Regions from separate parts of the Homo sapiens genome. Here region 1 is linked to region 2. Evidence: read pairs that join two places in POLR2A ChIA-PET (ENCODE). Cell type or tissue: OCI-LY7. All regions are shown on one strand.

What was found. Peaks named below come from ENCODE experiments on the same cell type or tissue, not always from the same donor. Only the 100,000 strongest peaks of a DNase experiment are listed, where the experiment ranks them.
Region 1: POLR2A ChIA-PET joins it to region 2 with 7 read pairs; 5 of 35 experiments call an interaction of 5 or more read pairs at or near these places.

Annotation. Positions count from the first base shown.
Region 1 is chr12:32,670,173-32,674,172 of GRCh38, reverse strand. No RefSeq gene overlaps it. Among named protein-coding and RNA genes, the nearest start is that of DNM1L, 7.1 kb to the left of the region's middle. In OCI-LY7, CTCF peaks have their summits at 1,876 and 2,076 (motif pointing right); DNase peaks (open chromatin) are centred at 702 and 2,042; H3K27ac peaks cover 516 bases.
Region 2 is chr12:32,466,328-32,470,327 of GRCh38, reverse strand. The region is part of intron 1 of FGD4 (FYVE, RhoGEF and PH domain containing 4); the gene reads right to left. Among named protein-coding and RNA genes, the nearest start is that of FGD4, 69 kb to the right of the region's middle. In OCI-LY7, no CTCF peak of the experiment used is centred here; a DNase peak (open chromatin) is centred at 1,927; H3K4me3 peaks cover 940 bases; H3K27ac peaks cover 2,307 bases.

The DNA.
Region 1 (4,000 bases), 200 kb before region 2:
GGCTCCAGGGATTAGGACATGGACTTATTGGAGGGGCCTACTGCACCTGGTTAAGGTGATTGGTCTAGGGATGGACCTGCAGGACCATTTAGAATCCTTCTCTGAGAATTTCCTAACCTGAATTTGAACAAAAATATTTTCTCTCTCTGGTTATAGAACTGTAAGCATGTGAGTCAATGTCTCCAAAGATCATGTTTCCTATCTCATGGAATAAATTGGTTTGCAAGAATAAACTTCTTTATTCACCTTGAAGAACTTCCCCAAATTCAGTAACTTACCCATATATATACATATATATATATATTTTTTTTTTTTTTTGAGACAGAGTCTTGCTCTATCACCCAGGCTGGAGTGCAGTGGTGCAATCTCAGCTCACTGCAAGCTCCGCCTCCTGGGTTCACGCCATTCTCCTACCTCAGCCTCCCGAATAACTGGGACTACAGGCGCCCACCGCCACACCCGGCTAATTTTTTGTATTTTTAGTAGCGATGGGGTTTCACCATGTTAGCCAGGATGGTCTTGATCTCCTGACCTCGTGATCTGCCCGCCTCAGCCTCCCAAAGTGCTGGGATTACAGGCATGAGCCACTGCGCCTGGCCAACTTTCCCATATTTTTAAATGTACATGTGCTGTACAGCACATAACATCAGAATTCTAATCCCCATAGTTAACCATATGAATTTCTCCATTTTTCCTTGTTGCCCTTTTCACACAATATTATTGAACTATTATTTAAGTGCTTATTGTATGTGAGGCACTATACTAAGCATTTTATCAGAGCCTCGTGAAGTAGGTTTAGAGATGTAGAAACGGAGGCTCCAGGGATTGAAGTGAAGTGGTAAATTTACACAGCTAGTATGTGGCAGAGATGGGATGAAAAGGGGCTTTTTGGCAAACCCCCTTTTTTTTCTTTTTTTTGAAACAGTCTTACTCTGTCGCCACAGTGGTGCGATCTCAACTCACTGCAACCTCTGCCTCCCAGGTTCAAGCAATTCTCCTGTCTCAGCCTCCCCAGTAGCTGGAACTACAAGCGCACACCGCCTCGCCAGGCTAATTTTTGTATTTTTAGTAGAGACTGGGTTTCACCATATTGGTCAGGCTGGTCTTAAACTCCTGACCTCAGGTGATCCACCCGCCTCGGACTCCCAAAGTGCTGGGATTACAGGTGTGAGCCACCATGCCCGGCAGCAAACTCTCAACCGCTACACATTCTGCCTCGTGTATTTATTCCTTTCTTCATTAATTCAACACATATTGATGAAGTACTTGTTAGGCATACGGATCTTAGCCAGGCAGTATATTTTGCTGGAGAGTAGGGAGGAACCGTGGATATGGCACTAACATGCCCTCCCCCTTCACCAATAGTGAGCTCACGAAGGGCAGAAGTGATTATCTTATTTAGCTGGGTTCCCCCACTACCTCGTATGAAGCGTGTTACATAATATTAGTCTACTGGATATGGGGTTTTCTTTTCTTTTTTATTTGGAAAATCTGGAATAACAAGGATTTAAGCAGCTCTGAATTGATATAATTGCAACCAGGACTGGCAATCAAATCTCACCAACACATATGAGTCTGGCTTGGCATAGGACTCCTCATTAGAATAGATGCCAAGTTACTTAGCTAGGGAGTAGCCTGGCTTTGTTCTAACTTAAAATCCCGAATTAGAGGAAGTTTATTTTGGATTAAATTAATAACTGGAAATTAATCGATCTTGGAAAAGGTCAGACTGTTTTTATCGCATGTGTCCAATATCATTTTATGCCAACATTTTGATCATCAATCACAGCCAAGATGCCGGTATCTGCACCTTCAAATCATAGCGGTTAGTGGGGATCTAATGTTAATATAAAATATACAGCTCTGTTGGGGAAGCCTCTTTGTCATATTTTGGAAACTGCCCGTGTTTTGCAAAGATGATAAAGTAAACAGCTTTAATCAATTTGCTACTCCCCAGGCCTCAAGCTTAACACATACTTTGTTAGCAGGTGCAGGAAATTGTTTGCAGATGGTGGAATTGGCCAGATGGTTCAGAAGCCAGAAATTGAATCTGGTGAGATACTGACGGGACCATGAGAGGGCAGTGTGACAACACAATTAAGAGCAGTTAACGACAAAATAACTTGGGAGTTAAGATATGGTCCTGATTTCTTCCCTTTGCTCCACACCCACACCCCAATAGAACGTAGCCCTTCTTTTTATCCTCCTACCATCAAAATTTGTGGCATATTTTAGAAACTATTTGAGATAATAGAGTTATTTTATTTATATTTATATATTTATTTTTGAGATCAAGTCTCGCTCTGTAGCCCAGGCTGGAGTGCAGTGGCACAATCTCAGCTCACTGCAACCTCTGCCTCCTGGGTTCAAGGGATTCTCCCACCTCAGCCTCCCAAGTAGCTGGGATTACAATAGGCGTGGGCCACTCGCCAGCTAATTTTTGTATTTTGTTTATTTATTTTTTTGAAAGACAGAGTTTCGCTCTTGTTGCCCAGGCTGGAGTGCAATGGCATGATCTCAGCTCACCGCAACCTCTGCCTCCCGGGTTCAAGTGATTCTCCTGCCTCAGCCTCCCGAGTAGTTGGGATTACAGGTATGCACCACCACGCCCGGCTAATTTTGTATTTTTTTAGTAGAAACGGGGTTTCTCCATGTTGGTCAGGCTGGTCTCGAACTCCTGACCTCAGATGATCCGCCCTGAGGTGTTAGCTAGACATCCAAAGTGCTGGGATTACAGGTGTGAGCCACTGCGCCCGGCTGTATTTTCAGTAGAGACAGGGTTTTGCCATGTTGGCCAGGCTGGCCTCAAACTCCTGACCTCAGGTGATCCGCCCATCTTGGCCTCTGAAAGTGCTGGGATTACAGGCATGAGCCACCACGCCCAGCAATAGTGATTTTAAATTACAGCAGTGACAACTGAAAATTATATGTTAGACATCCCTGCATTTAAACTACTTCACTTGCCCCATTTCTCAAGCCTTCTCATTAGCCTCTTTACAACTCTACTCCAGGTTCTCAAATGTTGTTTGACATTCTTAGAAGCTTTTCATATCTCCCTTCTCTGTTTTTCTGTTTTTTGTCTCCCTCACACAAACTCAATTTGCTCATATTTGATGGTGAAGAGAAATTTCACTTTTAGCCCTTGGTTAGCTGCTACCTTTGCAGATCTAAAGGCTCCCTAGTACACTATGACAAACAAAAGGGACACCTACTCTGGGACGCAAGATCATGGGAAGCATGACGTGGTTCTGGACTTAATGGTTCTGATGATATTTTCCTGATTCTCAGATAACAGTCGAGATAAAAAGATCCCGAGAGCCAGCTGTCGCTTATGATAAATATACAGTAACTTCTGGTGTACTGATTTTGTGACATTGTTCGGGAAGTAATTCCTGGATGTCTAGCTAACACCTGTTTTTCCCAGGCACTCTAACAGATTTATAAGCATCTAATTTCCCATATTAAATATCTTTCGGGCCGGGTGTGGTGGCTCACGCCTGTAATCCCAGCACTTTGGGAGGCCAAACAGGCAGATCACTGAGGCCAGGAGTTCGAGACTAGCCTGGCAACATGGCAAAACCCCATCCCTACTAAAAATACAAAAATTAGCTGGGCATGGAGCTGCACGGCTGTAGCTCCAGCTACTCGAGAGGCTGAGGTGGGACAATTGCTTGAACCCAGGAGGCAGAGGTTGTAGTGAGCCGAGATTGCACCACTGCACTGCAGCCTGGGCAACCGAGCAAGACTGTCAAATGAATGAATGAATCTCTTTCTGCATAAACTTGGTGGTGGAATATATTTGTTTCCTGGGGCTGCTGTAACAAAGTACCACTGACTGGTTGGTTTAGAACAGCAGATATGTATTGTCTCACAGTTCTGGAAGCTAGAAGTCCAAGACCAAGGTTCCCAAGGATTGGTTCCTACTGTAAGACACAATGAATTTCTCTGAGTTTCTCTTCAAAAATTTAGACTACTAACTTCCTTGTCTTTTGTTCTCAAA
Region 2 (4,000 bases):
GAGGCAGCTGCTGCCTTATGCCTGCTCCTTTGGATTTAGGAGTCCTCACATGTCTGATCCAATCACCCTGTCTTTTGGTCCATCTTATGGAGGGTCGAGATGGCATATATGGAACTTGGAGGCTTTCTGAAACTCTGGAAGAGGTATAGCAACTCCCTCATAAGGTTGTAGAATTATTCTAATTCGCACAGGATAATTCTTAGAAAACTGCCAGACACATAGTAAAATGTGAATATATTATACTATTAAATTACTACATATTTGTTCAATGACAAGTGTATCTGCTCTAAAAATGGTGACTTTCAGGGAAAAAAAAGTTTTTAAATAAAATATTATCAACCCACAAGTCTATTAATAGAAAATTGGTTAGGCCAGGCACAGTGGCTCATGCTTGTAATCCCAGCACTTTGGGAGGCCGAGGCGGGAAGATCATCTGAAGTTGGGAGTTCAAGACCAGCCTGACCAACATGGAGAAACCCCATATCTACTAAAAATACAAAATTAGCCAGGCATGGTGCCGCATGCCTGTAATCCCAGCTACTCGGGAGGCTAAAGCAGGAGAATTGCTTGAACCTGGGAGGCAGAGGTTGCGATGAGTCGAGATTATGCCATTGCACTCCAGCCTGGGCAACAAGAGCAAAACTCCGTCTCAAAAAAAAAACAAAGAAGAAAAAGAAAATTGGTTTAAACAAACTGTAGTCTAGGTATAGAGTGAAATACTATGTTGTCTTTAAAAAGATAGCAAATGGCCGGACGTGGTGGCTCACGCCTGTAATCCCAGCACTTTGGGAGGCTGAGGCGGGTAGACTGCCTGAGGTCAGGAGTTTGAGACCAGCCTGGCTAACATGGTGAAATCCTGTTTCTACTAAAAATACAAAAAAATTATCCAGGCATGGTGGCACACACCTGTAGTCCCAGCTACTTGGGAGGCTGAGGCAGGAGAATTCCTTGAACCCAGGAGGCAGAGGTTGCAGTGAGCCGAGATTGCGCCACTGCACTCCAGCCTGGGCGACAGAGCAAGACTCTGTCTCAATAAATAAATAAAAGATAACAAATTAGGGAATTTTAAAAGATTTCTGTGGAAAATTTCTAGTATATATAAATAAAAAAACAAGTTGAATAAATAGTATAATTCCATTTAAACAATAAGTATATACTGTTTGCGTATGTATTTTAAAAATCCGATAGAAACCACCAGAATAGGCCGGGCGCAATGGCTCATGCCTATAACCCCAGCATTTTGGGAGGCTGATAAGGGTGGATCATCTGAGGTCAGGAGTTCGAGACCAGCCTGGCCAACATGGTGAAACCCCGTCTCTACTAAAAATACAAAAATTTGCTAGGTGTGGTGGCAGGCGCCTGTAATCCCAGCTACTCGGGAGGCTGAGGCAGGAAAATCGCTTGAACTCGGAGGCGGAGGTTGCAGTGAGCTGAGATCGTGCCATTGCACTCCAGCCTGGGTGACAGAGTGAGACTCCGTCTCAAAAAAACAACAAAAAAAGAAACCACCAGAATAAATCAATGCTATAACTTGGGTGAGAACTTCACTTTCTACAAAATACATGGTTACAATATCTTTTCTTCCTTTGACAGGGTCTCATTCTGTTGCTCAGGCTGCAGTACAGTTGGGCGATCATAGCTCACTGCAGCCTCAACCTCCTGGACTCAAGCCATCTGCCTGCCTCAGCCTCCCAAAGTGCTGGGTTTACAGGCATGAGCCACTGCGCCCAGGCCTATAATATCTTTTTAACAGTAAGCACACGACTTTTATAATCAGAAAAAATATTAACGTAAAGGCACACAGATCCTTCTTAGAACACACCATACTTTTACCTGAATTTGTTTGCAATGTTTTCAATATTCATGCTTCTCTAGCACTCGAGAGCTCAAGTCTGTTTTTAGAACAACATCATAAGCTGCTACATGAGCTGTTTCCTGTGTCGGTCAGCTATTTTTAATTAATGAACATTTGCTGTAAGAGATCACTGAGAAAGAAAAACACCAACTCTTTTGCAAGTTACACTACAGAAAGGTTTCCTCTCTAGAATTAAAAAAAAAAAAAATACAGCATTCATCATACAGTAGACAATGATTGAGGATAAAATCAGAGTTAAGCAGTGGCTGGGCATAGTGAGGCACACCTGTAGTTCCCAGCTACTTGGAAGGCTGAGGTGGGAGGAATGCTTGAGTCCAAGAGTTTGAGGTTGCAGTGAGCCAAGAGGGTGCTACTGCACTCCAGCCTGGGTGACAGGGCAACACCCCAACTTAGAAAAAAAATTATAATTAAATAAAAATTAAAAAAAATTTTTTTTGAGATGGAGTCTCGCTCTGTTGCCCAGCCTGGAGTGCAATGGCGTGATTTCGGCTCACTGCAACCTCCACCTCCCGGGTTCAAGCAATTCTCCTGCCTCAGCCTCCCGAGTAGCTGGGATTACAGGCACCCACCACAACTCTCGGCTTATTTTTGTATTTTTAGTAGAGACAGGGTTTCACCACGTTGGCCAGGCTGGTCTCAAACTCTTGACCTCAGGTGATCTGCCCGCCTTGGCCTCCCAAAGTGCTGGGATTACAGGCGTGAGCCACCAAGCCCGGCCAAAAGTTAAAATTAAAGAAGACCAGTGGAAGGGAAGAAAGAAAACAATTAAAAAAATACAAGATTGGTTTTAAATCAAATATTTATATTAAGCACCTATGTATAAAACACTGTCCTACACTGACTAGAAGACTTAAAATTGTGGTTGCTGTTTCTGTAAGAGCAGTAATATAACTATGCCCTCCACTTTATTAGCTCCTTTCAAGGTTTATATGAGACAATATGGTTAAACAGTAGCTGCTATATAGACTTTAATTACGTTTTATTTATTTATTCTTCAACCAACAAGTTATATACCACCACAAGGAATTCTTCTGAAGAGTTAGCAGCATCCAAAAGAGGTAAGACTTGTCCAATGGTTGGGTAGTAGAGCCAGGGTTCCTAAGGTCCCACAAGCCACTCTCCCTTAGAATGGAGACAGAATTTTCCTGTAGATCTAATAAGGCCCTTATTGCACCGTGTATAGTAACATATATTCCAGGCTCAAAATGAAAAAAGGGTTTATTTTTCTTTTACCAAACTGTAATCCTCATGACAGGTGACAATCCACACAATTATAATAAACTCTACCCACATCCTCTTAACTCACCACTCTCCTAAATTCTTTGCATTTGTAACTGTTTCACAATAGGATGCTTTCTTGCCTATTTTTATTTGGTTCAAATAGGTTTTAGAATTTTTACTTAATAAAATATATTTCTACCTAATAAAATATATGTGCAATAAAAATGTAGCTAAAAATGCTGGGCTTGGAGAGAAGCTCTGGGAGTAGGGTGGTGAAGGCTGATGCCCTCTAAAAAGGCCTTGCCTGTACCACATTCCGTAGGAGGTGTAATTGCTAATTTTTTTTTTTTTTTTTTTTTTTTTGAGACAGACTCTCGCTGTGTTGCCCAGGCTGGAGTGCAGTGACGCCATCTTGGCTCACTGCAACCTCCCATTCCCATCTTCAAGTGATTTTCCTGTTTCAGCCTCCCGAGTATCTGGGATTACAAGCATGCGCCACCACGCCTGGCTGATTTTTGTATCTTTAGTAGAGACAGGGTTACGCCATATTGGCCAGGCTGGTTTCGAACTCCTGGCCTCAAGCAATCCACCCACCTCAGCCTCCCAAAGTGCTAGAATTTCAGCTGTGAGCCACCGCGCCCGGCCATGATTGCTAATTTTATATGTCAAGTTGGAAGGTATTTTGGATAACATTAAATCAGTGAGCTTTGAGCAAAGCAGACTGCCCTCCATAAGGTGAGTGGTCCTCATCCAATCAGTTAAAGGCCTGAACAGAACAGAGACCAGCCTCCCAAGCAAGAGCAAATTCCCCAGCAAATGGCCTTTGGACTTGTTTTGCATCATTGGCTGTCCTGGGACTTGAGCCTGCCAACCCCACTGCAGATTTGGACTTGTCAGCCTCCA